Regions from separate parts of the Homo sapiens genome. Here region 1 is linked to region 2. Evidence: chromatin contacts called from ENCODE Hi-C or POLR2A ChIA-PET data. All regions are on one chromosome and are shown on one strand. Each heading gives the region's core, a stretch centred on a gene start or an enhancer-like site at or near the end of the contact. The rest is flanking DNA. Distances are from core to core; before and after follow the strand shown. Region 1 has its middle 26 kb from the start of LINC02695. Region 2 overlaps PICALM (phosphatidylinositol binding clathrin assembly protein).

Evidence for each region. Hi-C counts contacts between places; a loop is a spot of excess contacts on that map. ChIA-PET counts read pairs that join two places held with the same protein, here RNA polymerase II (POLR2A). Pooled maps may share reads with other maps.
Region 1: a loop to region 2 is called in a pooled map, with 2.9 times the contacts of the local background. The contact joins two enhancer-like sites. A Hi-C loop is called at or near these places in 5 of 168 maps with a recorded cell type or tissue (Caco-2, GM23248, colonic mucosa and 2 more) and 7 of 50 pooled maps. POLR2A ChIA-PET finds 5 or more read pairs at or near these places in 6 of 52 experiments (A673, activated CD4-positive, alpha-beta memory T cell, activated T-cell and 3 more).

Annotation. Positions count from the first base shown.
Region 1 is chr11:86,217,316-86,220,829 of GRCh38, reverse strand. No RefSeq gene overlaps it. Among named protein-coding and RNA genes, the nearest start is that of LINC02695, 26 kb to the right of the region's middle. Within about 2 kb of position 2,194, at least 4 of the 41 ENCODE cell types and tissues checked have a DNase peak (open chromatin) inside an H3K27ac peak, as active enhancers do.
Region 2 is chr11:86,019,523-86,022,992 of GRCh38, reverse strand. It overlaps PICALM (phosphatidylinositol binding clathrin assembly protein), which reads left to right. Exons shown (of 20, transcript NM_007166.4): 4 at 524-626. Among named protein-coding and RNA genes, the nearest start is that of PICALM, 48 kb to the left of the region's middle. Within about 2 kb of position 1,397, at least 2 of the 41 ENCODE cell types and tissues checked have a DNase peak (open chromatin) inside an H3K27ac peak, as active enhancers do.

The DNA of each region.
Region 1 (3,514 bases), core at 945-3,444, 200 kb before region 2:
CCAAGACTGGTGGACCACAGTGGAGCAACTTACTTTGCTGACTGGAGTACAGCATGTCTTCACAGAGATTTAAAATAGGTTTTGGAGGGTAGAATAGGAGGGAGGACTTCCAGGAGAAGGAAACAGCACCCACAAAAACACAGACGAGTGAAAGAACACCATGTTTTTGCAGGAATGGCAGGTAGTTTAGACTTCTTTTAAGTAAGTCAGGAAAACATCCTGATAAAATAGTGAAATTAAATCAGTTTTTAGAAAAATAAAGAACTAAAGTTTAGTAAATGTGAAAAGTCCCACAAATAGAACTCCTTATTCCTTTAAAATCACGGATACAAAAGTTGTTCCTACACATATTAATCTGAACATCTGCAATTGTCATAGGTTCCAAAAACTTTAGTTTAATTCTCCAGAATCTCCTAATATCTTATTTAAAGTCATTCTCCTTTTTTTTTTTTTTTTTTTTGAGACGGAGTCCAGCTCTGTCGCCCAGGCTGGAGTTCAGTGGCGCCATCTCAGCTCACTGCAACCTCTGCCTCCCGGGTTCACACCATTCTCCTGCCTCAGCCTCCGGAGTAGCTGGGACTACAGGCGCCCGCCATTACGCCTGGCTAATTTTTTGTATTTTTAGTAGAGAGAGGGTTTCACTGTGTTAGCCAGGATGGTCTCGATCTCCTGACCTTGTGATCCACCCGCCTCAGCCTCCCAAAGTGCATTCTCCTTTTTGATTGGCATCACCTGCTGCCTTTCTCCTTTCTCACTGTATTTAGAGCAATCTTTGCCAAATGATTTTTGTGTCTTTCCAGACCATGATGTGGTTGACTAAGAATTTGTTTAAGCCTAACTATTTTTCAGTTCTTCATTTGACTCAAAAAGTAGTTTGTTGTAGAATAGAAGCTTCCCCTTGAAACAGCATATGGCAAGACCTGGAATTAAAAATAGACTTAACCACTGAAAAATTCTTCCATAAAATTAAATTAAATACGTAGTACAATTCTCTTTTACCATGTTATCCTCAATGGATAAAGATGAACTTTTCTCCTTATTAAAATTGAGAATGTTGCAGAATATTTCCATTATGTGCGAAGAAAAGAGGAACTGGCACTTATTAGCACACATAGTATGCCAGTCTCTGTGACAGGTGCAATCTGAGCGCCATCCTACCACTATGCTTGAATAGAGAGATGGTCATACAATGTCAACATGGTAATAAACTTCAGAGGTCATATAACCCACTGCTTTGGTTCTTTAGAGAAAACGCTGAGGCCCAGAGAGTAGGTTAGTGATCATTCAGTTCATTAAAAACCAAATGGGACTTGAGCTGAGTTTTCTGACACTTAGTCAGTGTTCTTTCTATAACATACTGGTATTCTCAGGAGAGAATTCGTCATGACTTATAGTTACATAGTCACCATTCTTTCCTGTATCTCTGTCTGCCCCATCTCTTTCTTCTATTTCTTCCTTTCTTTGTATTTTTTCATCTTTAACAGTAATGTTTTCTCTATTCTTAGAAAATTGGGTGTTTGAAAACAGCCCTCAACAACTTAATTCAACTTTTATCTAATGATTATTAACTGAATACTGCATCTTAGACACCGTGCTGGGTAATTGGTTGGATACAGTAAGATAATATATACAGATATAACTAAAATACAAGGCAGTGTATGATAAGAACTTTGTAAATAAGTTTTACAGGATTTCAGAGGTAGGTGTGGGGAAAGTGGCCAGTGAACTGGGCTTTTAAAGAATGGAAAAGGTTTTCATAAGGATAAGGGCTGAAGGTAGGACAATAATTTTACACAAATTGAAGAGCAGTAATAAGGATACAGAAGAAGGGAGCAACGCAAGTTGGAGAGATGTCAAGTAGAATTGTATGAGTAACAAACTGTCTTACAGGAGAAAATGGAGGACAAGGCTGAGAAACAGGCTGTTTTATTTCTGCAGCAGGGCAAGGGATCCTTCCCCTTATCAAGGCTAGAATACAAAGAAGGTGGAAGCCCCTATGACAGTCAGCTGTCATAGAAGTTGTAGATAGGTCACCTAGAGGCAGCACTGGAAACCAGCGAAAGTCAGCAATCCAGGTGACAAAAGTATCAACGAACTGGTACGAAAGCTACTACCAACTGGTACAAAAAGAACCACAGTCCAAGGAGACGCTTACTAGCACACGCCTACCTCCAGGGGGTGCTCAAGGCTTCCGTCCTTCCTTCCAAAGAAAAAAGATCTCTGAAGAGACTCCAGGACAAAATGGGGATTTCAGATATAGATGGAGGTTTTAGAGAAATGATTCTGCAGGGGATTCTGTTGAAGGAATAAAGTGGTTATAAACAGAAGTGGGCTGAGAGACTTTCCCCGTCAGTGACCTCTGGCGACTCGGCTTTTGTTAACTCTTGTAATGCTTTCATCTTTTCATCTCTTCACTGCCTTGGGATTGGTGTCTGGGACGTTCTCAAGTCAGGAGGGCAAAAGTAACCTCAGGGAGTCCACTTTGTTCAGTCCAGCTGCTGAGGCAAGAGATCTGATAGGGTTTGGAGCCCAGCATGAACTGGCAGCAAAGCATAGGCGTTTGTCCAGCGTCCTCTGTGTATGTGTTGGATGAGAAGCTTGTGCAGTCACATGCAGGATTCAGAATCCTGGCAGATTCTGAATCCACCTCCTAATTGTACAAGATTGGCATCTGGTGTGGTCTCGCAAGGGACTAAGATTTAGGAGGAAGGAAATTCATAGCAGGATTCTTGCTGCGAGGAAATCTTACCCAAACCTTTAATTAGTGATTACCAACAGGCAGAGATGGATAACTATTTCTAAAGAAAATGTACTCTTGAGAGGCTGAGACTACAAAGGCACATAGCTGCATATTTGTGAGGCTCCATCCCTTATGGTGGGAACAGAATCTGGCCTCGCCAGGAGTCACTTTTGGGACTAGAACATCCTGCCAGCAGAAGTCTGGAATTTGGAGAAATGCAAAGCCAATTGTGAGGTAGATACCTTCTCTACAAAGTAAAGATTGTGTTCTTGGACAGAGCCAGCCCTCATTTAATTTAGGAGTGAGAAGGTGGAAATGCGAGAAGCAATGGCTTGAATCTAGGATCCTGGAGAGGTGTTTAATCCGTAGGAATGAAGCAGACCTGTGAATGACATAGGGAAGAAGGGTGCCAATATCATAAATTGTTAGTTTTGTTAGTTTTAGTCCACGGTGGTGTTCAGACACAACTGTCTGGGAGGGAAGGCAGCCTGCACAGGTGTTGAACTTACCCTAGCATGTGGGTGTCAGAATGTCACAATTAAATCTTATTTTTTCTTTATACATTCAGAGAGCATTTAAAAAATTCTATTCTATGGTTCCAGTTATAGGAGTCACATTATTATTCTAGCATGCCATCTGATATTAAAATAATTTAATATGAAGGCCTATGGGTTCTAACACAATAACTTCTTATCCTATCATTTACATACTTCTAATTTCTAATATCTCCTATTTTATTCTATTTATTTATTATTTAAAGGCAGGGTCTTGCTC
Region 2 (3,470 bases), core at 148-2,647:
TTTTTGTTACACCCTGAACTTGCATGTTGCCATTTCTTATATTACACAGTAATTTTTTATACTTTTTATAAGGTTGGCACATACAAGTTATGGTTCTAAATACAGCTAAAGATTTTAGGAGTATAAAAATTATATAAAGTTGCTTGATTTGAGGAATGGGATTGTGGTTCCATAGGATGTTAAATTTGAGTTGTGAGATTATCAAGTTGTGTAAAAGAACGTTTTTCTAATTCCTGATGAATAAAGAATAGGAATATTGAGAGAATAGTGAAGTTCTAAGGGAAGAGGTTTTTTTTTTAAAACTACATAGGACTTATCTGATTTAAATATGAAGCCTTAAGAGAATTTAATGGTAATGTTATTAATTAGTTACTTAATTTACATACTAAATTGAATTGGGATATCAAGACATTTTATAGCCATTGGATGCAATGAGTTGTTTTTCTAGGCATATTGGGATTTTTAGTCATTTATAAAAACTTGTCTCTCTCTTTGTTTTGTTTTTGTTTTTGTTTTTTTACAGGATATGACATGTCTACATTTATTAGGCGGTATAGTAGATATTTAAATGAGAAAGCAGTTTCATACAGACAAGTTGCATTTGATTTCACAAAAGTGAAGAGAGGGTGAGTTAAGCTTTTTTTGACATCTAATTGATTTGAATTTTTAAAAATGTAAAACATAGGAGTTACTAGATTATGAATTATGAAATTTTAGCCAGTTTTAAAAGATGAGCCTCATTTTTCTTTGATGAGGTATATCAAGTACTTTTTGTGGTAGGATTTGTTTTTAAGTTCTTTTTATAGCACCTTTATTGAGATATCATTCACATAACAAAATTTATCATTTTAAAGTGTGTAATTCATTGGTTTTTAGTGTATTTACAAAGTTGTCCAACATCACCACTAATTTCAGAACATTTTTATCACCTCCACAAAGAAACTCTATACCTATTAGCATTCATTTCCTATTCCCTCTTCCCCTAGATCCTGGCAACCATGAATCTACTTTCTGTGTCTCTGGGCTTGTCTATTCTGAACATTTCATATAAATGAAATTATACAATATGTGACCTTTGTGTAGCATGATATGTCCAAGTTATAGCATCCATGTTATTTCATATATCAGTATTTTATTCCTTTTTCTAGCCAAATCATATTTTACTTTATGGACATATACTGCATTTTGTTTATCTGTTCATAAGGTGATGGCCACTTGAATAGTTTCTACTTTTGCCTATTAGGAATAATGGTGCTGTGAACATTAGATTTTATGTGGATTATCTTTTTAATTCTCTTCGGTGTATACCTAGAAGTGGAATTGCTGTGTCATATGGTAACTCTTATGTTTGTCATTTTGAGGAACTGCCAAATCATTTTTCAAAGCAGTTGAATCACTTTACGTTCCCACCAGCAATGTATGGCACTTTCAGTTTCTCCCTATTCTTGCCATACTTGTTATTTTCTGGGTTTTTTTTTGCCTTTTTTTTTTTTTCTTAAATGGTAGCCATCCTAGTGGGTGTGAACTGGTGTCTTGTGATTTTTAGTTTGCATTTCCCTGATGGCTAATGATATTGAGCATTTTTTTTGAGCTGTTGACCATTTGCATATCGTCTTTTGAAAAAATGCCTCTTCAAACCCTTTGCCCTGTTTTTATTTTTTATTTTCACTTTTTGAGACAGTGGCACCATCCCAGCTCACTGCAGTGTCGACCTCCTGTGCTCAAGCAATTTTTCCCCCTCAGCCTGCTGAGTAGCTGGGAACACAGGCATGCAACACTATGCTCAGTTAATTTTTAAAAAAATTTTCATACAAATGAGTTCTCACTATGTTGCCAAGGCTGGTCTTGAACTCCTGGGCTCAAGCAGTCTTCCCATTTTGGCCTCCCACAGTGTTGAGATTATAGGCTTGAGCTACTGACCTGGCCTTTTGCTCATTTTTAAATTGGGTTACTTGCCCTTTTTATTGTTAAGTTGCAAGAATTTTAAAAAATATGTTCTGGGCACCAGTTTCTTATCGCATAAATAATTTGCAAATATTTTTCTCCCATGGCTTGTCTTTTCAGTTTCTTGTTGGTGTTTTTTGAAGAACAAACATTTTTAATTAATTAAGTGTATCTTTTTTTTCCTTTGGTTGCTTGTACTTTTGTAATCATGTCTAAGAAATCATTGTTTAATCCAGGGTCACAAAGATTTACTCCTACTTTTTATTCTAAGAATCTTGTATTTTTTGCCCATATAGTTAGGTTCTTATCTATTTGGAATTAACTTTTGTATATGGTGTGAGAGGTGAGTCCAAATTTATTCTTTTGTATGTGGATATTGAGTTATCCCAGCAACATTTTGTGAAATTACTCTTCTTTCCCCATTGGATAGTCTTAGTACCTTGTTGAAGATGAGTTGACCATAAATGTAAAGGTTTATTTCTGGACTTGCAGTTCTGTTCTGTTGATCTGTATGTATATCTTCATGCCAGTACCACATTGTCTTGATTACTGTTGCTTTGCAGTGTGTTTTAAAATTAGAACGTGTGAGTCTTCCAATTCTATTCTTTTTTTTTTTTTTTTTTTCCCAAGATTGTTTTAGCTGTTCTGGGCCCCTTGCATTCCCATGTGAATTTCAGGATCAGCTTTTTGATTTCTGCAGAAAAGATAGCTGGGATTTTGTGGGGGATTGCATTGAATCTATAGATCAGTTTGGGGAGTATTACCTTCTTAATGATTAAATTTCTAGTCTATGAACAAGAGATGTGTTTCTGTTTATTTGGATCTTTTTTCATTTCTTTCAGTGCTGTTTTGTATTTAAGCTTTCTTTTAATCTTAAATGCAGAAGATGCATTTAATTTTTGCTGCACCCTAAATAACAATCATCTTAGTACATGATCCAGTCACATGAATGATATAGTCAGTGCTTCTATAAGTGATAACACCTGATATGCAGATTTTTTTCCTAGGATATAGGATGAGGCCTCAGGAGAAAGCCACTGAAGACATTCTTAGCAGCAGCGATGACCCTTGTAGCTATGAAGACCTGTCTTGAAGGGAATCTGGCATGTACAGAAATAGTCTGGTGAATGCCTTCCTGAGCCACTCTGCTGCTCAGTGATCCCAAAGGTCTAAGCAATTGATGTGTTCCTTTAGATTGTTCTATTGAAATTTTAAATTAATGGACTGAAGTGAAAAATTTAATTAAAATATAGAGGTAACCTCTTAGTTATGCAAGAAAATTTAAAGCTGAATTTAAATGTTCTATGCTGCCATTCCAAATCCATCAGGAGGTGATTATTTTGGAATATACCTAAAGTAAATTCTACAGATTTTGTTTCATATATTTAAGCACTTTGTAGAAGATTATGGTGGAGAACTTTTTTAGAAGTCTGATTTTTAACCTCTGTATCCTGTCCAATAATATTTCACTGTAAAGTGTCTTCAGTGAAGTTGATCTTCAGTGTATTTACAGATTTCAGAATAAT